3 separate regions of the Mus musculus genome follow, and all the other regions are linked to region 1. A link is a loop called in an ENCODE intact Hi-C map of the cell type or tissue named here. Cell type or tissue: heart. All regions are shown on one strand. Each heading gives the region's core, and the rest is flanking DNA. Links, peaks and the distances in the headings are about the cores only.

Region 1 (8,131 bases), core at 1,198-6,197:
AACACTGTGCCCTGGTGGAGAAAGCATTGGCCTATGATGCCCCCCAAACCCCCTCTTCTGATGTGCCTTTTGCACCCTTCCCATTAGGACAATCAGTCCCCTCCCACTTGGGCTCCCCCCCCCCCATTTTCTTTTCCTTAGCCCTTCTCAGTACCCAGCCTACCTGTCCAGGGGTGCCCCTTGCTCTCCTGCCCACCCCTCACGGCCATCCAGGCTGGTTTTGTAAGATGCTGGGTTGGTGCACAGTGATTTTTTTTTTCCTTGTAATTTAAACAGGCCTGGCATTGTTGGTTCTATTTAATGGACACGAGATAATGTTAGAGGTTTTAAAGTGATTAAACGTGCAGACTATGCAAACCAAGCCCGGTCTCCAGTGTCTATAGCTCTTCTCGGGACCCTTAGCTGTTTGACTGGGGAAGGGTGGGAACTAGGGGCCAGTTTGGCTTAAGTCAGAAGGCTTAAATGCCTCTAAGAGGTCTAGGGCTTCCACTGCTGAGGTCTGAGGGGATCCTGAGTGAACCCAGATCTGTGTGCTCCTTGGTTTTATCATGACATAAGCTAGTGTCACCTGGGAAGAGAAGCTTCAGTTGAGAAGTTGCCTCCATTGGATTGGCCTGTGGGCAAGTCGGTGGAGCATTTTGATACTGGCTGATGTGGAAAGGCCCGGTGTACTGGGGGTGTCTACCTTCCCATACAAAGATCCTGGGGTGCCTGTGAAAGCAAGTGGCCAGCGAGCAGTGTCCTCCGTGGTTCCTGTTTCAGCTCCAGCCCTGACTTCCCTTGGTGGTGGACTCTAATCCTTAAATCAGACAATCTCTCTCTCCAGGCTGCTTTCAGTTCTGGTGTTTATCACAGCTAGCCGAGCTCACCTTTAATCTCAGCATTTGGGAGGCAGAGGCAGGGCATCTCTTCATCTGAGGCCAGCCTGATCTACATAGCAAGTTCTAGGACTACACAGAGAGACCCTTTCTCAAAATAAAAGAAAAAACAAAACAAACAAACAAAAAAAACCCCAGCAAACCAGGATTGAATGGCTGGGGGAACCTGAGTCCCTCATGGGGAAATAATTTCTCCTCAGTTCTATACCCCACGCTGGCCCAGGCTGCCACTGAGACTCAACGCCCTGCCTGAGAGAAAGGGTGCTACCGGAACCCGGGCCCGAGAAGCAGGCCTCTGCTTAGGATTTTGACTTGGAGATTTTATATGCAAATAGTGGCTGGCGCCTGAGGTCTCCTTAGGGAATCCAGAGGAGGGACAGGATTAGGCTTCCTTCCTCTATGTCCCCCTGGCACCCTAGCACGCTGTCAGGATTCACATTAGTCCACACACCCTGGGTGCCCCGGGGGTCCCAACACCCTGCCTGAGGCCTCACCTTGAGTCCATCCCCACTGCATTTTGGGTTCCTTCCCCCGCGTTCGCGGGACCCTGGAGAGTGCCTGGTTCACAGGCCACTCTTCGCATGGCCATTCTTTGCCGGCCTCCTCCTCCCTTCCGTTTCCGTGGCTGAGCTGTCGCTGTAGGCTGTGGCCCAGGGCACGCAGAGTGGGGAGCAGGATGGGGGGGTGGGCTGTGCTCTCTCTTCCCTATAGTGGACCCGCCCCGCGGCCTAGGGCAACTGAAACCACGGAGGAGGAAGCAGGAATCAGGAACTGGCCCGGCAGATTCTGGGCCTTAGTCGGTCCACCGCCACCTACCCCAGGAGCAGCTGCCCGAGAAAGGTAACTCCACCTTCGAGATCCAGGAGTTTATGTGGAACACGGGCAGGGCTGGGCACCGGAAAGGGGCCAGGCGGGTGTTCTGGGAACCTGAAACCTGATGGGGGTGGGGCTAGGATCTTGGGAAGAGCAGGAAAGCCCAGTGATAGGGTTTTTTTTCGGTGGCTCCCGGAGGCCGCAGTCCAGCACTGTTGAAGGCCCTGGGCAGGGCAGGAGTCGGTAACACCCAGGAATGGTGTGGGGGAAGGGTCCTGTTAGGGACCTCCAGTCTGGTTCCTGGAAACAGGACCACTGGCTCTGAAATCTAGTCTAGTACATCGGAAGCAGAAGGGCCAGCCCCAGTCCAGGCTGCTCTCTGCACCTCTTGGTATTTTTTTTTTTTTTCTAAGCAGAACCCCACCCATGTCCCGCCCGCAGCCCTCTTCGACCGTAGCCTCATCTTCCATCACCAGCCGCTTCTTTTGTCTCCACTGAATGACCCGGTTTCTGTCCCCAGGACACCATTATGGGCTTCTCTTCAGAGCTGTGCAGCCCCCAGGGCCACGGGGCAGTGCAGCAGATGCAGGAAGCTGAGCTGCGCTTATTGGAGGGCATGAGGAAGTGGATGGCCCAGAGGGTCAAGAGTGACCGGGAATATGCAGGATTGCTTCACCACATGTCCTTGCAGGACAGCGGAGGCCAGAGCTGGAGCAGCGGCCCCGACAGCCCTGTCAGCCAGGTGAGCTTCCGTGAGCTCTCCCATTCACTTGCCCTCATCACCTCCCCGCTTAGAGGTGGGGTTGGAAAGGATGCAAACCCAGGCTTGCGGGCCATTGCCCTGTTCTTCCCATTTCCCTATCCCACAATGTGCTGTAGTCCTGGGCAGAGATAACAAGCCAGACCGAGAACTTGAGCCGGGTGCTGCGGCAGCATGCAGAAGATCTGAACTCGGGGCCCTTGAGCAAACTGAGCGTGCTGATCCGGGAGCGGCAGCACCTGAGAAAGACGTACAACGAGCAGTGGCAGCAGCTGCAGCAGGAGCTCACCAAGGTAGGCGGGCACCCAGAGGACGCTGTCGCAATAAGGTGCAGTTTTACACAAGAGTGCTTAGGGAAGCAGAAGTCACTGACCGCAGGCCCAGCTCCAGGATGGCCTGTGTGGCCTTGCCGCTGCAGCTTCCTCCTTTCCTCTCACAACTTTGGCTAACTTGCTACAGGGCCTGTTGAGCCACTGTGAGGGACTTGGGGGGGGGGGGCAAGTGTGCTTAGAGTGGACCCCGCCAGGGCCCCAGAGGCCGAATCCTGCCCTGGTCTGAGTCCCAGCAGCTCTTCAGCTACAGGCTGGGTTACAGGCAGCTGCTTTGTCTCTGGGTGCCTCTCTCCCCAATTCACTCACTGGTCAATCTCCCAGTACCACACCCCTCATTGCCACAGAGCTGGGTCCTACCATGGACCCACAGCGCCCTCTTGTGGTCCGCCTTCCCAGACTTTCCTAACTCAATTCTAGTTAAGGGTTTCATGCTCATTTGTCCTCCCATCGTTTGGGATCCTATGTTTCAGCGAAAGAATGGAGTAATTCCTGCAGAACTCTATGACCTACATGCTCGAAATATATACTAGCTGGCTCTTTAAGACTTTCCAAGTTGCCAGGCAGTGGTGGTGAACGCCTTTAATCCTACCACTTGGGAGGCAGAGGCAAACTGATCTCCAAGTTAGAGGCCAGCCTAGTCTGCAGAGTGAGTTCCAGGACAGCCAGAGCTACACAGAGAAACCCTGTCTCAAAAACATACCCCCCCCAAAAAAAAAGACTGGCAAAGTCTATGGATTCAATCAGTTACAGATGGGGAACCTGAGATTCAAAGAAGCCAAATGAAGCTTGCACATTTTGTCCCAGCATCCAAGCAAGAGAACTGGGCTGAGCATTCCAGTCTTGGGCCACCACCCGCTGTTCCTACTACCAGGAACATACTGTGCAGGGCTCTGAGCAAAATAAAAATGTTGGAAGTTAAGGTAAAAGACAAGTGTATGGTGGTCTATAATCCTTGCACTCAATCAATAGAGGCAGGAGGATTGCCATAGGTTGCAGACTGTCTTGGGCTATAGAGCAGGGGAACTTGCCCAGAACAAAACAAAACAAAACAAAACAAAACAAAACAAAACAAAACAAAAAGCTAGCGAGGCGGCTCGGTGTGTGAAGGTTGATTTACTGCCTTGCCTGACAACCCGAGTTTGGTCCCTGGGACTCACAGTAAGGAGAGACCCAGCTCCTGCACCTTGTCTTCTGACACTTCTACATGTGCACCATAGCACACACACACTCACACACACTCTCTCTCACACACACACATACACACACTCACACACACACTCTCACACACACTCACACACACTCTCACTCACACACTCACACACACACACACACACTCTCACTCACACACACTCTCTCTCACACACACACATACACACACTCACACACACACTCTCACACACACACTCACACACACACTCTCACTCACACACACACACATACACACACTCTCTCTCACACACACACATACACACACTCACACACACTCTCTCACACACACTCACACACACACACACACTCTCACTCACATACACACACTCACACTCACACACACACACACACACACACAAGCATGATTTTGTAGGGCTTAGTGTTAAGAATGTTTACTCTTTTTTAGAGGATCAGAATTCAGATCCCAATACCTACACCAAACAAAGCTTACAAATACCTATGACTTTAGCTCCCAGAGATCTGACAGCCTCTTCTGGCTTTGGTGGGCATGCCTTCCTGTACATACATACAACCACATATACATAAATGGAACAAAATTTTAAAATAAAATAGTAACTCAGTGTGAACTTGAGTGTCGTGGCTCATGTGTGTAATCCCAGCATTCCAGAGATAGGACTGTGACAAATTTGAGGCCAGCCTGGGCTACAGAATGGGTCCTGGGTAAGCCTGGAATAGTCTTGAGGTAGTGAGGCCCTACCTCAAAAAAAAAAAATTATGAGAAGGAAAAGAATTTCAATATGATAACCAAGCCTAAGGAGGTTTTTTTTGGGGGGGGGGGGTTCAAGACAGGGTTTCTCTGTATAGCCCTGGCTGTCCTGGAACTCACTTTGTAGACCAGGCTGGTCTCAAACTCAGAAATCTGCTTGCCTCTGTCTCCCGAGTACTGGGATTAAAGGCGTGCACCACCACCACCCTTCCGCATCATGAATACATTTCAAAGGCAGAAAACCAGGGACTGGGCGATGGCTCAGGGGCCCGGCGGAATTTTTTTTTTTTTTTGACTATAGGGTCATATGAATCTACATATCTGCCACCAGGAAGGATAGTAGGAGCCTGTCCCGAATTCTTTCCTGCCTCCTTCAGCAGCTCCTCTGACCCTGACCTTAGCAGCCCCCTTCCCCACAAGTCTCCAGACTCCCTGGGAAGGATGAGTTCCTCTAACCTGACAGCCTGGGCGGCAGGACCTTGCCTCAGATGTGATTGCCCCAGGCGTAAGGGTCTGCCTCCGCGCCCTGACCTCCCTTTTCCTTCCAGACCCACAGCCAGGACATTGAGAAGCTGAAGACTCAGTACCGGACCCTGGTACGAGATAGCACCCAGGCCAGGCGCAAGTACCAGGAAGCCAGCAAAGGTTCGCTCTTCTTCCTGGCAGGGAGAAAACCCAGTCTAGTAGACCTATAGCTAGTGCCCAGGGAGTGGGGGCTGCTCCTTAGGCCTCTGGGATACCAACCCCATGCCCTGAGCATGGGTATATGCGCGCCCACTCCCACTCTCCCTCCCTCCCTCTCACCTCTCACCTGGCAGACAAGGATCGAGACAAGGCCAAAGACAAGTATGTCCGGAGCCTGTGGAAGCTCTTTGCCCACCACAACCGCTACGTCCTGGGTGTGAGGGCCGCACAGCTGCACCACCACCACCACCACCGGTTCATGCTGCCTGGCCTGCTGCAGTCACTGCAGGATTTGCACGAGGAGATGGCGGGCATTCTGTAAGCGCAGTCCCGGTGCTGTCTAACCAACAGTAGAACAGAAGGCTGGAACTGGGCAGTGGGGGAGGGGTGGCGGTGCTAAGCCTTGGGGAGACAGGGTTTGGGGGTCAGCAGCACATTACTGCCTTATACATTTATTGGGGACCTAGTTCCAGAGTACTTCCTGTGTACCAGGCCCTACCCACAGAATCTCAGTGGTTCTGTTACCACTGCCAGTATACCTACTATCCTATCAGGAAGCAGAAGGCCAGGGCGGCCTTAAATGATTTATTTGCCTAAAGTTACTCACTTGCATATGAGCTAAGGTGTGTGTGGGGGGGGGTCACCCTAGAATTGTTCCGGAAGTGTTGCCCTAGGCTGAGCTAGCCTTCTTGCCTAGCCTGAGGTCCTCTGACTCAGTGGCTCTATGGGGTGGGGGGCAATGCAGGAAGGACATCCTGCAGGAATACCTGGAGATTAGCAGTCTGGTGCAGGACGATGTGGCATCCATTCACCGTGAGCTGGCTGCAGCTGCTGCTCGGATCCAGCCTGAGTTTGAGTACCTAGGCTTCCTGCGACAATATGGGTGAGCTGGTCCTTATCCTTGAGCCTCCTGAGCGCCAGGACTTCTGACGGATTCACTGAAGGACCTTGTCCACCCACAGATCCACCCCTGATGTGCCACCTTGTGTCACTTTTGATGAGTCGCTTCTTGAAGACGGGGAACAGCTGGAGCCAGGGGAGCTGCAGCTGAACGAGTTGACCTTGGAGAGCGTGCAACACACGTGTGTACTCCTCTGTCACGCTACCCACGTGTGGGTGTGGGCAGGGAGCCCTTGGCCAGGTGGCCAGGCTAGGTTGGCTCTGTTGGGGTGCATGTGGTGGGGGCCCAGCTTTCATTCTCCTGCCCTTGGGGTACAGGCTGACTTCTGTGACAGATGAACTGGCTGTGGCCACCAAAGAGGTGCTGAGCCGGCAGGAGATGGTCAGTCAGCTGCAGCGTGAGCTCCAAAGTGAGGAACAGAACACCCACCCCCGGGAACGGTGAGCAGGCCCCACGGGCAGCAGCCTCCTGACTCCCGCCCGCCCCTCTGCTGGTGCCGCAAGCTTCAGACCCACCCTCTCTCTGCCCTGCTCCTGCCTGCAGGGTGCAGCTTCTGAGCAAGAGGCAGATGCTGCAAGAGGCAATACAAGGGTTGCAGATAGCACTGTGCAGCCAGGACAAGCTTCAGGCCCAGCAGGAACTTCTGCAGAGCAAGATGGAGCAGCTCGGCACGGGCGAGCCCCCAGCCGTGCCGCTCCTTCAGGATGACCGCCATTCCACCTCCTCCACGGTGAGATGCGCCCTACCACGACGATGCCCTCCCCTGCCAGCCTGCTTGCAGGGGCTGTGCTCCTCATTTTTGCCCTCCCCCTCCCTAAGCCTGGCCACTCGCTGACGTCTGTCCCTGGCCTCAGGAGCAGGAGCGAGAGGGGGGAAGGACACCCACACTGGAGATCCTTAAAAGCCACTTCTCCGGAATCTTCCGCCCCAAGTTCTCTGTGAGTAGTACCAAGGCTGGGCCTCTACCTCTGCCCATCTAGTTAGGCCAGGCCAGGAGCCTCAGATAAGCTCCTTAGACCTCCACACCTGCATAGAAGGACCTGCCTGCCTAGACGGCTTTCACTGGGGCGGGGGTGAGGGTGAGGGGATGGGGGTTGTCAGGGGACATCCTTTCCTTCCTTGGGGTTCCAGGCTGCAGATACCTCTGAGCCCTACCAGCCCCCATGTTCTCTCCTCGCCATCCCTGTATGCTGCAGAGCTACTCCACTCCTCTGCCCGCTCTGGGAGTGACAGAGGGGCCCGTGGTTCAGAGGAGAAAAGTACTAACTTGGTTGGGATCTGCTAGCCTAAGCTTCCCATTCTGGTTGTGCTCAGAGCGAGCTTGAGCCAGGCCAGCCGCTCTAGTGTCGCTGTAAGGAGAAGAGCATATGAGAAACCCCACGCTGGCCCAGGGTTCTCCCGCTCTGAGCCAGTCCAGTGACTCCTGCGTGCTCCTCCCAGATCCCTCCACCACTGCAGCTCGTGCCGGAGGTGCAGAAGCCTCTCTATGAGCAGCTGTGGTACCACGGGGCTATCCCTCGGGCAGAGGTAGCTGAGCTGCTAACACACTCCGGGGACTTCCTGGTTCGGGAGAGCCAGGGCAAGCAGGAGTATGTACTGTCTGTGATGTGGGATGGCCAGCCCCGACATTTCATCATCCAGTCCTCAGATGTGAGTGGGCTGGGAAGCTGACCCTATTCCTTCCGTCTTCCCCCTCTCTAGGGAAATGGTCTAGAGCTCCGTGACCTTGAATATAGGGAGTAGCCGTCCCTGCTTTAGGTGCCTCCTTCTCTAACTCAGTTGGAGTCAGAGAAGGTAGCAAGAGTGTCACCCATGTGTCCTAGGTAG
Region 2 (6,443 bases), core at 1,444-6,443, 150 kb before region 1:
TGGATGGATGGTTAGAGGCTTTTCTTTTTACTTTTTCTTTTTCTTTTTCTTTTTTTTTTTTTTTTTTTTTTTTGGGTTTTTGAGACAGGGTTTCTCTGTGTAGCCCTGGCTGTCCTGGAACTCACTCTGTAGACCAGGCTGGCCTCGAACTCAAAAATCTGCCTGCCTCTGCCTCCTGAGTGCTGGGATTAAAGGTGTGCGCCACTACGCCCGGCTAGAGGCTTTTCTGTCCTCAATTTGTTTTGAGACATGGCCTCCACTCTGCAGTCCAAGCTGGTCTCATACTCATGGCAATTCTACCTCAGAGTTCTGGGAGTACAAGTATGACCAGACATATCCAGCTGTAAGTACTGCTTAAAAAACAACACAACAAGACAACATTAAAAAGAAAATTCAGTCTGGTTTTGGTGGTGCATGCCTTCTCTTCCAGCACCTACAAGACAAAGGCAGGCATATCTCTGTGGGTTTGAGGCCAGCCAGGACTACATAGACAAAAAAAAATGAAAAAAAAAAAGTTCAAGGTTGGTTGAAACCAAGGACTATGTGGATGTAGAACCCCGCCCCCCTCTTTCTCTTTCTCTCTCTCTGAGACACATGCTGTTGCCAGGCAAACCTCTCATCACCCACTCTTACTATCACAAAGTCCCCCCAGATGTGATCCTGCATATGCAGATGTGGAGGGTCTGCTGATACCGTGACCTGAGATAGCATGTTCGTGGCTTCGATTGCTACCATTTTGTGTAGAGACAGAGTCTGGCTCTGTAGCTCCATCTTCTTGCATTTCATCAAAGCTGCCTTGTAGTCTTTCTATCTTGCTGAGCTCTGAGGAAGGTTGTACTGAAGGTGGAATCCAGAGCCTTCTCTGTGCTAAGCTAAGCTCCTGCTCTACCACTGAGCTGTAACCCTTCCCCGATTTCCTGGCCTTACCGTTAAGTCTGAAAAGTGTGAGGAGAGAGACCCAACCTACAACCATCTAACTGCAGCATCATTTATTTTAGAGGTGCACCCGAGACTGATCAGCTGGCTGTCCCACCCTAAATTGGAATTTTAGAGATCAGCCCTGAATATGAGGAAGACAGGCTTTTATAGCTCAGGGTAGGGGGTTTCCAAATGAGGGGTTTGGTGGGCAAAATACTCAGGGTTACAGGAGCAGAACATACACATAGCAAGCTAGTTATAATGACCTCCTGAAATGAAGATGTGATTGCCATTCCTAGAATAGGCGGTACAGAACCATGTGTACTTATAGGTGGGACATAGGGACATTGAGAAACAGAGGCTGAATCATAAACAGAAGTGAACCTAGTTTGTTTTTACTATAAGATGACTTTTAAGCCTTACATGGAAGCGTGCTGGTCTTTCACTTGCCCTCAGATCAGGGCACCTTCTCTGCAGTCTTTTCTGGTCCTCCACATCTGCATTTGCATCCCTGTTGTGATAGCATAACTTGAGCTAGCATGTTCATGACATTGATTGGTACTGTTTTGTTTTGGGACAGGGTCTGGCTACATACCTCAGGCTGACCTCAAATTGGAGATCTTCCTGCATCTGCCTCCCGAGTGTTTCAATTATAAGCATGCACCACCACAGCTAACTTGTATTGCTACTATGAATATTAACTTATGTATTGTCCCTCTCGACAGACTGAGCCCAGATGTATTGTAGTTCTTCAGGGCCCATCTAGCACAATGACTTGACTAGGGACAGAGAAGTGAAGATAAACGAAAAAGGAGAATGTGACATGCAGGCACATTTAGCTAAGTGTTCCTTCAGGAAGTTGTGAGCATCACACTTACTGCCTGGGTGCGACCACTTGAGTCCCAGTGTTGTTGGTTCTACTCTTTTTGGTAGATTGTTCATATCTTCTTCTTACCTCTATTCTGTATGCTTTTCCATTTGCTATTTAAAAACTGCTTAATTATTGGGGTCTGGTGCTGCAGGCATGCTCCTTGGAAGGCAAGGGCATTAAAATTTCAATGCATAGCTGGGTAGTTGTGTTAACCACCTTTAATGCCAACACTTGGGAGGCAGAGGTAAGTGGATCTCAGAGTTCAAAGCGAGGCTGATCTACAGAGTGAGTTTCAGGACAGCCAAGACTACACAAAGAAACCCTGTCTCAGAAAGAAAGAACAAACAAAAGAGAGAAAGAAGAAATGAGGAGGAAAGGAAGGAAGGAAGGAAAAAGAAAAGGGAAAAAGAGAAAAAAAAGGAAGGAAGGAAGGAAGGAAGGAAGGAAGGAAGGAAGGAAGGAAGGAAATTTCAAGGCATGCCTGCACTTCCTAGCACTCAGAAGGCAGAGGCAGGCAGATGTCTCTAAGTTTGAGGCCAGCTTAGTCTACATAATTAAGTAACAGGCTAGCTAGGGCTACATAGACGCAGCTTTAAAAACATTTTATCAGTTTGTCAGCAGGATGCCTAAAGATGCAGACACATATAGATAGTAAGAAATTTACAATAATGAAACACATGAGTCTAGTCATCATCTGCAGCTATACTTCCTTGGTTTTTGTAACTCATAATAGTTTAGCACAAATGCAATATATAGAACTTGCATATTGTATTTTGGATCTCTAGGTATTTTCACTATATGTGTCCTCTAACCCACAACTCTCCACCAGTTTTCTCTAGATATGAATATTTAAATTTTATAAAGATCCCACATATAAGATCATGCAATAATAATTTACTGTGTCTGGCTTATTTCACTTAGCATAATGTCCCTAAATGGAAAGATCTGGTTCTTTTTACCAGGCTAATTACTATTCTGATGTGCATTTCCCGTCTTTCTCCTGACAGCTTATTTTCATATCTTGGCTATTGTGGATTATGCAGCAATGAACAAGGGAAAGCTGATAGCTTTAGGAAGTTATTTATTAATTTTCTTTGGGTATATGTCAGAGGAGATGTTTCTGGGTCATGAGGTAACTTTTAGTATCTTTCAAATCCTTTGTACTGTTTTCCATATTGTTGTAACAGTTTGAATTTACTCCTTAAAAGAGGGAAAGGGTCCGGCAGTGGTGGCATACGCCTTTGATCCCAGCACTTGGGAGGCAGAGGCAGGTGGATTTCTGAGTTGGAGGCCAGCCTGGTCTACAGAGTGAGTTCCAGGACAGCCAAGGCTATACAGAGAAACCCTGTCTCAAAAAACCAAAATAAATAAATAAATAAATAAATAAATAAATAAAATAAAAAGAGGGTAAGGACAGATGACAGGGTTGGAAGAGAAAAAAATTAACAAGAGCCCACTTTGGTGGAATATGTAATCCTAGTATTTGGGAAGTGTAAGTAGGTGGATCGGGAGTTCAAGGTCAGCTTCTCCTACACAATTTGGTGGAGGTTTGAGGCCAACCTGGGCTATGTAAGGTCCGGTCTCAAAAAAACTAAAAGTTACAAAAATAGAAGATCAGGCATCACCGGGCTGCATTCATGGTGGAAGCTACCCACTAGAACTGAAGCTTCACCCTCGGCATCTGCATGCCAGCTGAAGTATCTGAGCTTGCGACCGATTAATGACAGTCAGCAGTGGAAGAACCGCCGAAGTTTCACAAGAATAGAGGGTGAGATCCAAAAGAAGAGGCCCACAGACGCTTCGCCTGATTTACCGGAACTAGCAAGCCTCGGCTGTCTTCAAACATCACAAAATCTCTACCATGCCACAGACTGGGCTTCAGGCGCCTTTCCCTACACTAGGAAAACAAAAAACAAAAAACAAAACAAAGCCTTACTACGCCGGAAGCCAGGTAGTTTGCCATAATCACCTGACCGGTCAGCTGCATTCGGATTGGGCTTTAGTAGTACGTGCTCGGGGGATACCGCCCCAGCAGCTCTAGGGGCGGGGCCAGGAGCCAGAGGCCACGGTATTGGTTAGATCCTTCAGGGATTACCCAATCAGAATCATCCTTCTTGCCGCGCAGAGCGTGCGGCGCGGGGCGCAGGAGGGCCGTGTCGGCGCGCGGAGTTTGGATGGTGGTTCCGCCCGGCGCGACGTAAGCCTGAGTGAGGTGAGTTCGGCGCGCGCTGGGTTGCGGTGGCTCCGCCGACTAACAGAGCCCGAGGCCTTGGCCATTTCACCAGTCATCCGTCCCAGGTTCTCCGAGCCTCGCTTGTGGCGAGAAGCCCAGACCGGAGTAGAGACCTGGTGACCCAGAAAAGGCCATGTCAGGCGGCCGAGGCTCGAGTCTCACTGTCCACACTTTCCTTAAGGCCTTGATTGTCATACGCGAGAAATTAGCTCATCTGCTTCCCGTAGTTTGTGTAGTGCTGCAACGACCCCTCGTAGCAATGCATGCTTTCGAGACGCCAGAAGAGGTGGAGGTGCCCTGTTTTTAATCGGAGAAGCAGGAGCTCAGACCTCGTTTGCCGAAAGGGCGCGCGGGCTTGGATGCCAGATGAGGTTTGAATAGGACCTGCCCAGCTCTGAAGCCTATCTCACTGCCCCAGGCTTCCTCCCAGTCCCTCTTAACTGTCATAGGTTACCGGGTGAGGGTGACTGAGATGAACCTGCCATCTTCCGGTGTCGCCTTTAAATACACAGCTCTCCTACCTCAGCAAGGGGTAGGGGTGGGAAAGACTGATCGAGAGATGACAAGATGGAGGAGAAGGAGAGAGGCAGACGCCTGGGGAGTAATACATTTAATTGAGCTTGGAAGGAACTTGTCTCAGCCATCCAGTGCTGAGTTGACGTCACACCGTCTCAGCCATCCAGTGCTGAGTTGACGTCACACCGGCTTGAGTCAACATTTTGTTAGCCTGACTGCTATTCTGTTTGGATGTCACTTTAACTTTGCTTGGATGAAGTGGGATTTTTAGGTTCCCAAGATAGGGATTTAGTACCAGTTTGTTTGTTTTGGATCTTGTAGTCCCGTCTGGCCTCAAACTTGTAGAGCTGAGGGTGACTTTGGACTCCATGATCTTTTCAGCCTCAACCTCTCAAGTGCTTGAGTTACAGACCCATGTCACCATCCCTGTTATTTAAAGTGTATATACTGTGAAATATGTACTTCTGCAAAAGAGACTCACAGATTTCTCTGTGTAGCCCACTGTAGACCAGGCTGGCCTCGAACCCTGATTCCACTGCCTTTCCCTCCTGAGTGCTGGAATTAAAGGCAATGGCTGCCACTGCTGGACAGAATGTAGCATCTTAAACTTGGTTGAGGGACATGCTCTATTTTCTAAATTTTTACCTTTTGTCAGGAATGGAGATAGGAGTATGTTCTTGTCCATGTTTGTGTGTGTGTGTTAATGTGCAAGAAGACCAGAGGTACCTTCTGCAGTTGTCTTCCATCTTAGTGTTTGGGGCAGTCTCACTGAACCTGGAACTTACTGATTAAACTAGCAAGCCTCCCAGGACTGGCATTATAGATGCACATTACCACTCCTGACTTTCTAAGTGGGTTCTGGAGATCTGAAATCAGGTCCCTATGTTCATACTACAAGCAGTTTACTGACTGAGCCATCTTCCCAGGCCTTTTCTGTCTTACCAGGTTCAAAGTAATTGAAAAATTATCTGTATAATTTTGTGCCTAAAAGCCTTTGAGTATCTTGCTTTCCTGTAGAATAAGATCAGTTGCCACTAGGAATTTTGGTGGTTCACACCTATGACCCCAATTGGCACTTTGAATGAGACAGGAGAATGGAAAGTTAAGAGCAGCTTTATAAAGACTATCTTAGAAGCAAGCTACCTCCCAGAGCAAGCCTATAATCCACACACACATAGAAGGTGGAGACAGAAGGATCAGAAGTTGAAAGTTTTCCTCGGGTGCATAGTAAATTTGAGACCGGTCTAGACTATATGAGACCCTGTCTCCAAAACCCAAAACAAACATTAAAATGCTCATTACATTTATAATGTCTTTCTGTCACTCTGGCTATTATTGTTTTTGTTATTATTAATATTATTTTGGGGGTGGTTTTGAGTCAGGGTTTCTCAGTGTAGCTCCGGCTGTCCTGGAATTTACTCAGTAGACCAGGCCTTGAACTCAGAGATTTGCCTGCCTCTGCTTTCTGAGCGCTGAGATTAAAGGTGTGCACCACTACTGCCTGACTCATAACAAAACTTTAACAGTATTTTTTATTTGTGTGTGAGCTTGATGGGATCAGAGAACAACTTGCAGTTCTCTGCCATCGTGTGGGGCCAGGGGATTCGAATCAGGTTCTCAGGCTTGGCCAGCAGTCTTACTGCCTAAGCCAACCGAATGGTCCTGTTTTTGTTTTTTTCACAAGTTCTTAACACATTTTAGTTATAAAATAGGCTATAATAGATTTTTCTTAGGTAATTGTTTACAGTGTACTCATACTTGAGTGGTTCACATTTTTTAGTTTAGTATTCTGTGTAGCATACAAGCACTCTAACTGTGAACTATACCATCAGCTCTTGGTTTTTGAGACAAGATTTTATTATATAGCTCAGGTTGGCTGTGACCTGGCTATCCTTGCTTCAGCCT
Region 3 (6,443 bases), core at 1,444-6,443, 300 kb before region 1:
CCACTGCCCAACGGGTCTGTCCTTCTTGCATGTGGATCCTGGGGATCAGACTCAGGATGTTAGGCCTGGTGGCAGTGCCTTTACTCACTGAGCCACCTTGCTGGTCCCTGGTTGAGGCTTTTTTTTTTTTTAATTAGGTGAAATAAAGGTGAAGAAAGTACATTATTTTGATAGTTGATCTACTACCAGAGACCTTACTAAGTGACCACACAGGCAGGCGGTCTGTAGGGCACGGTATGCTTGGTTAGTGGATCCCTCCCACCCATTGTGAGACGACACAATGTTTCATCATGCTGCTCAGATTGGCAAGCAATGTAAAAACTCATGAATTATGAATTTTTTGGAAATGTCCCACTTAATATTTTTAGACTACGGTTGATGGAGTATAATTGAAGCCTTGGAAATGAAACTGTGGGTGGGGAACAGTCTCCTCCTGTGTGTTTTCTGAGCCTCTGCTTGGAGCTCAGTGTAGTGACAGCTTTCCCAGCTGGCTTCCAATCTCAAGAGAGGGAATGGTTCCTTTGCTGCCTCTTGTCTGCAGCCTGGCGCTCCATCAGCGTCTGCTCTCAGCCCTCCAAACAGGCATCTCAGCAACCCCTTTATTACCCGAACTAGCCAGAAAGTCCTACTTTATTTGGTTTTGTTTGTTTGTTTGTTAAGGTGGTGGGGAAGGAGGGCTGACTCACTCTGTAGACCAGGCTGGCCTCCAACTCACAGAGACCCAACGGCAGCCTTTGCTTCCTAAGTACTGTTATTAAATGGTGTGTGCCACCATGCCCAGATTTTTCTTTTGTTTTCTTCTTTTTTTAAAGATTTATTTTGATTGCATTTAATCATGTGTCTATGTGCCTCTGTGTGGCATGCATACTTGGGTGCAGGTGCCTGTGGAAGCAAAGTTATCATAGTCCCTGGAGAGAGAGTGACAGGTGGCTGTGAATGCCCAATTTGGGTGTTGGGTACCAACCTCAGGTTCTCTGAAAGAGTAACACATTTGCTTTTTTTTTTTTTTTTTTTTTTTGAGACAGAGTGGCCCAGAATGACCCTTAACTTGCAGTCTTCCTGCCTCCACCCTCCAGGTAGTGAGATCTCAGATGTATGACACCATGTCCAGCCTGGCTCATCTGTGTGAAAATGAACTCAGTATGGCATAAAAGCAGAAGGCAACACGTAAAGAAAAAGCATGGATGGACTGGAGGGATGGCTCAGTGGTTAGGAGTGCCTACTGCTCTTGCAAAGGGTCAAGGTTCAGTTCCCGGCACCCACATGGTACAGATGGTAGCTCACAAGCAACCGTCTGTAACTCCAGCTCCAGGGGACTAAGGCCACCTTCTGGCTACCAAGGATCCCTATACATAGATGCTGCACATAATTGCATGCAAGCATACACACATACATATAAAAATCAAGAAATATAAAATAAGAAAAAAAAGCATGGTGGGTAGGACAATACAACAGACACATAAGCCTAATTATAACAAAACAATCTAGGGACTAGTGAGCTCCCTAAGTCGGTAAATGTGCCTGCCACCAACCTGAGTTATTGGCGGATGTGAGTACACACACACACACACACACACACACACAAAATGAATAATGAATGAATGTAAAAAACCAACACATATAAAAACAGTTGCAGGAAATACAAAAGTTGCACATCATGTCTATAAATTCTTTTTGGTTTTGTTTTTGAGACAAGGTCATCATACAGTCTGGACTGGCTTTCTTCTCATTATGTAGCCAAGGAGGACCTTGAACTACTGATCCTGCTGCCTCTAACTCCTGACTGCTAGGATTACAGGCACTTGCCATAATGCCCAGCCTCATTTTTGTATAAATTTTAAACATAAAACTTCCTATCCCACATAGAGTAACTGGATTAATAAATCATACACAATAAAAGGAAGAACAGAATAATAAGTATATGTTAATTTTGAAAAAATGAACAGTAGTGTTAGACATCACTACCAACATAGTTACTTTTTATGGAGACAAAGAATGAGGTGGGGTTCTTTTTTTTTTTTTTTTAAATAAACTCCAAGCATATGAAGCAAAACGATTTTTAAAAAGTCTTATTGTGTATGTGTGTCTAGGTATGTGCTTGCTACAGCCTGAGTGTGGAGGCCAAAGGACAAGTCTCAGGAGTCAGTTATCTCCTTCCACATGAGTCATTTAGCTGGCCCCAAAATGCCTTTTAAATTTTATTTGCAGTGTTGGAATCAAACCCAAGGCCTAGGGCTTGTCACACAAGCGCTCTACAGCTGAACACCGTCCCCAGGCTCTGCAAAAATGTTTTGATGGTTTAATCATGAGGTGCGTGGGCGTTGTTGTTATTTTCCGTATTTCTCCTCATGTCGCTAATACGTCCTAATTCACAGAACACAGTCATGCTCAACACTCTCCAGGACATCTTGGTGTACAATTATGTTGGAAGCAGCTTCTGGGCTAAAAAGGGGGAAGCCTGACGAGGCCACTTGCTGTTTTACCAGCGAAGTTGAACGGATGGGAGAGATGGCTCAGTTAAGAGTACAAACAGCTCTTACAGAGGCAAAGACCCGTGTTTGGTTCCTAGATTAGTGTGATCTCCGTGGGTGCCTGCATGCACATATACATATGTACACATCCACACTGGGCAGTGGTACCCAGCGGCTCTCACACATTGGTGCAGCTTAACTTTACAGACGTGATATAGGTGTGAGAAGTCCCGAAGCAGGCTGGGGACCGTGGGCTCAGCCCTCGGTCGGCTCGCCGGAGGTCGAGCTCCCCGGCTGGGAGGCCGGGCTTCGGGGCCCGGAGGCCGGGCGGGCCGCGCCGAGGGCGGAGCCGCCGCGCGGGGGCGGACCTCGGCGCGCTCCCGGCCGCTCGCTGGCTCTGGGGCCGCGGCGGCTCCTCTGCCGGGTCGCGCCGGAGGACAGGTTTCGGGCGGCGGCTTGGGCGGCCTGCGGACAGACCGGGTGGGCCGAGCAGCGGAACCCCGCGCCTGCCGTGTGCCTAGCCCGCTAGCGCCGGGCGCGCGCCATGGCCGCCTCGCCCGGTTCGGGCAGCGCCAACCCGCGGAAGTTCAGTGAGAAGATCGCCCTGCACACGCAGCGGCAGGCCGAGGAGACGCGGGCCTTCGAGCAGCTCATGACCGACCTCACCCTGTCCCGGGTGAGCTCCGGGGCCGGCGCGAGCGGTGCGGGCGGGTCCGCGCGGCGGGGAAGAGGTCGCCGGGCCGAGGCGGCGGCGGCGGAGCCGGGCGGGGGCCGCGGGTGGGGAGTGGGGCCGGGGCGGCCGCGGCCTCGGCTCTGGCCGGCCTGGCGACACCGAATGCGGCTTGCTATCTCGGTGGACGGGCCTCGGTGCGTTGAGCTGGAAACGGCCGAGCCCGGGGAGGCGGGCAGCGGGGCCGGGCGGCCTAAGCGGGAGGATGACCCCGAGAGGAAATCGCACGCAGCTGCAGCTCAGAGGCCGGACCGAGGCACGCCTGGTTCGGGCGGTGCGGCTTCTCCGTGGACACCCACGGCCAGCGAGCCCTTGACTGTCGGCGTAGAAGGCCTCGGGGGCCGGAGGGTCGCACATCCTCCCCGAGGGGAAGACTTGGTGCACGCACAAGCGAATCGACGGCTGGCCCCTGAGTGGCAGGGGGCCTTGGTACCACGTTGAGATTCCGTGGCTTTCCCTCCTTCGCCTCTTGGAGGTGCTTTCCGTGGTCCGGTGCATTTGCTCAGCATCAGATATTTAGTGAGAACTGACAGGGTGCCTAGCGCAGATGGTGACTGCGGAGGGACCCAGAGGAATGAGTAAGAGCGAGTCGGAACAAACACCTGGGAGGCTAGACAACTGGAGCGGACGGCAGGGGATGGAGACGGCAGGAGTGTCTGTGTAGACTGCAGAGGGTCAACGTGAGTGGGCAGCCTTGAGGATTCTGAGTGCTGGCCTTGAAGGCACATTGTCAGATGGGGGAGGCTAGGAAGATGCTGGGGGTGGACAGCTGGAAGCAGACGTGTGAGCAGATTGCAAGCTGGTTGTTTCCCTGCTTCCCAAGGTGCAAGCGTATTCTATTTTGGCCACCATAGTGTTTGGGATTGAAAAACAAAAACAAGAAAACTAAAATCTGTTGCTAGGGTTTAAATTGGGAGTTTTTTCTTTTAACATAAATTTAACATAAACTAAACTAACATAAATGTATAGCATAAACTAAACGGACTTACTTTAAAATTAAGAGACTTGGAAACAATCTTGAGTGTTACTTCCCTCAAGTGGAGTGTGAACTCTTTCTTGCTATAATACACTTTACACGGCTCACTGTTACAGCCCCCTACACCGAGACCACTCATCAGTAAGGGCAAAGTGGACTGCTTTCTGAACTTCCATTCTCCATGCACTGAAGGAAGAAGAAGAAAAAAAGGAATATATGAGAGATAAGAGATAGATACAGGATACAGATAGATACAGCCTTCTGTATAGAAGGCTGAAAATTTCAAGGAAAAAAATGTCCTTATGCCCTGAGCAGTTATACTGCTTACAGGTTGGCATCTAAGGCCTTGACATTTTGTGACCTTGATTAGACTGAGCCTGACAAGCTTCGGATGTATTGAAGAGGTGTGGGTAAAAGCCATGGATTAGTGTAAGGCCTGTGTTGATGTTACAAGGCAGACTTTATGCACACATACATGTGCTCTATGTGTCTGTATAGCTAGAGTTGGTCCAGTCGCTCATGCGATTTTGAGGCCCCCTTTAAATCATCCTTTGTGCTGAGGTCATGAGTGATATACAGATTATTTTTAAATGTTTTTTTAAAGATTTATTTATTATTATATGTAAGTACACTGTGGCTGTCTTTAGAAGAGACATACCAGAAGAGGGTGTCAGATCTCTATCACAGATGGTTGTGAGCCATGTGGTTGCTGGGATTTGAACTCAGGACCTCTGGAAGAACAGTCAGTGCTCCTACCCTCTGAGCCATCTCTCCAGCCCCCAGATTATTTTTGTGCTCTGTAGCTCGGCTGGCTTCTAGCTCGACATCCCTTTTCCTTAGTTCATTAATGCTGGGATCACAGACATGCACCATCAGATCTGGGTCAGATTTTTAAAAACAGGTCCTCCTAGATCCTTAGTGTTCATATAGTTTTGATTTTACTCATGTGTGTTTGCACATAATCTTGTGTATATAGTTCACTAGGTAGAGCGTCTATACACTCATAGACCAAAACATTTATGTGTGCAATAACTCAAGGTTACAAATTCATAAATCCAAGTCAAATTTCATGTAGTATGAGAAATGCTATTCTGATGCACTGAACTTGGGGTCTCTATGTGATATGTTGAATTTAATGAACCTGATCAACTGTGGCTTATAGGCTAATCCAGTTGCTATTTCTGCTAATTACTACAAATTACTACAAACTTATGCCATTTTGCCCTGTACCTGGGCCAGGGAGTCATTTGCATGTTAGTTCAGCCTGTGTTTTCTCCTTGACCAATGGGTCCCATTGTGTTTGAACAGACACTTGTGACAGCCCTGAGTGTGCCCAGGGAATTTTTGCTTATTTAGGTTTTTTTTCTTAATTTATTTATGTATATGAGTACACTTTAGCTCTCTTCAGACGCAACAGAAGAGGGCATCGGATCTCATTACAGATGGCTGTGAGCCACCATGTGGTTGCTGGGATTTGAACTCAGGACCTCTGGAAGAGCAGCCAGTGCTCTTAACCGCTGAGCCATCTCTCCAGCCCTGCTCCTTTAGTATTTTAAAGGCTTATTTCCCCACAGAAGTCACAGAATGAAACACTTCTCATAAAGAACTCCTGGGTCCTCAAGTGTTTGTGCACTCTCATTTGGAGAATCGTCCATGTAGTTGGCAGAGGGTGATTGGGTGACCAGTGTACTGACTTTGCTTACTGCTTACAGCAGGCATGTTAACTGATGGGCAGGCACTGCAGTGATCTAGATAACATTTCTTCTTAGCCTGTGTGGAGCTTCAGCTGCTCACGTTATCACGGCCAGTCACTGGGACTGACTTGAACACTACTGAGGGTCTAGATTAGCGGTTCTCAACCTGTGGGTCAGGAGTCCCACAGACGTGGCTGATCAGAGTTTTGCACTACAATTCACAACAGTGGCACAATTACAGTTAGGAAGTAGCAATGAAGTACTCTTACGGTTTGGGGTTACCACAATATAAGGAGTTTTATTAAAAGGTTGCTGTATTAGGAAGGTTGAGAACCACGGCCCTAGATTTTGGAGAATTTTTTTTTCCAGGTTGCTTGCTTCAGCTTCCTCAGAAACAGTGTGAAAGGTTTTGTTTGTTTGGTTTGGCTTGGTTTTTTTCAAGACAGGGTTTCTCTGGCTGTCCTGGAATTTTCTCTGTAGACAAGGCTGGCCTCGAACTCAGAGATTTTCCTACCTCTGCCTCCTGAGTGTTAAGAGTACAGGTGTGCACCACCATGCCCAGCTAGCAGAGA

Evidence for each region. Hi-C counts contacts between places; a loop is a spot of excess contacts. Peaks named below come from ENCODE experiments on the same cell type or tissue, not always from the same donor. Only the 100,000 strongest peaks of a DNase experiment are listed, where the experiment ranks them.
Region 2: a loop joins it to region 1, with 2.4 times the contacts of the local background. A loop is called at or near these places in 3 of 42 quality-filtered maps.
Region 3: it touches region 1 in a loop (4-fold over the local background); 16 of 42 quality-filtered maps call a loop at or near these places.

What each region holds. Positions count from the first base shown.
Region 1 is chr7:80,381,424-80,389,554 of GRCm38, reverse strand. Fes (feline sarcoma oncogene) reads left to right here and starts at 1,609. Exons shown (of 19, transcript NM_010194.2): 1 at 1,609-1,718; 2 at 2,212-2,433; 3 at 2,571-2,744; 4 at 5,268-5,364; 5 at 5,538-5,721; 6 at 6,149-6,286; 7 at 6,366-6,485; 8 at 6,622-6,744; 9 at 6,848-7,034; 10 at 7,159-7,242; 11 at 7,745-7,954. The coding sequence starts at 2,221. It overlaps Furin (furin (paired basic amino acid cleaving enzyme)), which reads left to right. Exons shown (of 16, transcript NM_011046.3): 16 at 1-361. In heart, for the core only: a CTCF peak has its summit at 3,164 (motif pointing left); DNase peaks (open chromatin) are centred at 1,534, 2,394, 2,944 and 3,104; H3K4me3 peaks cover 1,930 bases; H3K27ac peaks cover 2,042 bases.
Region 2 is chr7:80,532,601-80,539,043 of GRCm38, reverse strand. Blm (Bloom syndrome, RecQ like helicase) reads left to right here and starts at 3,925. Exons shown (of 22, transcript NM_001042527.2): 1 at 3,925-4,001. In heart, for the core only: a CTCF peak has its summit at 3,933; DNase peaks (open chromatin) are centred at 3,843 and 4,483; H3K4me3 peaks cover 2,306 bases; H3K27ac peaks cover 1,870 bases.
Region 3 is chr7:80,685,311-80,691,753 of GRCm38, reverse strand. Crtc3 (CREB regulated transcription coactivator 3) reads left to right here and starts at 2,877. Exons shown (of 15, transcript NM_173863.2): 1 at 2,877-3,147. The coding sequence starts at 3,016. In heart, for the core only: CTCF peaks have their summits at 3,038 and 3,632; DNase peaks (open chromatin) are centred at 2,293, 2,863 and 3,533; H3K4me3 peaks cover 2,397 bases; H3K27ac peaks cover 1,919 bases.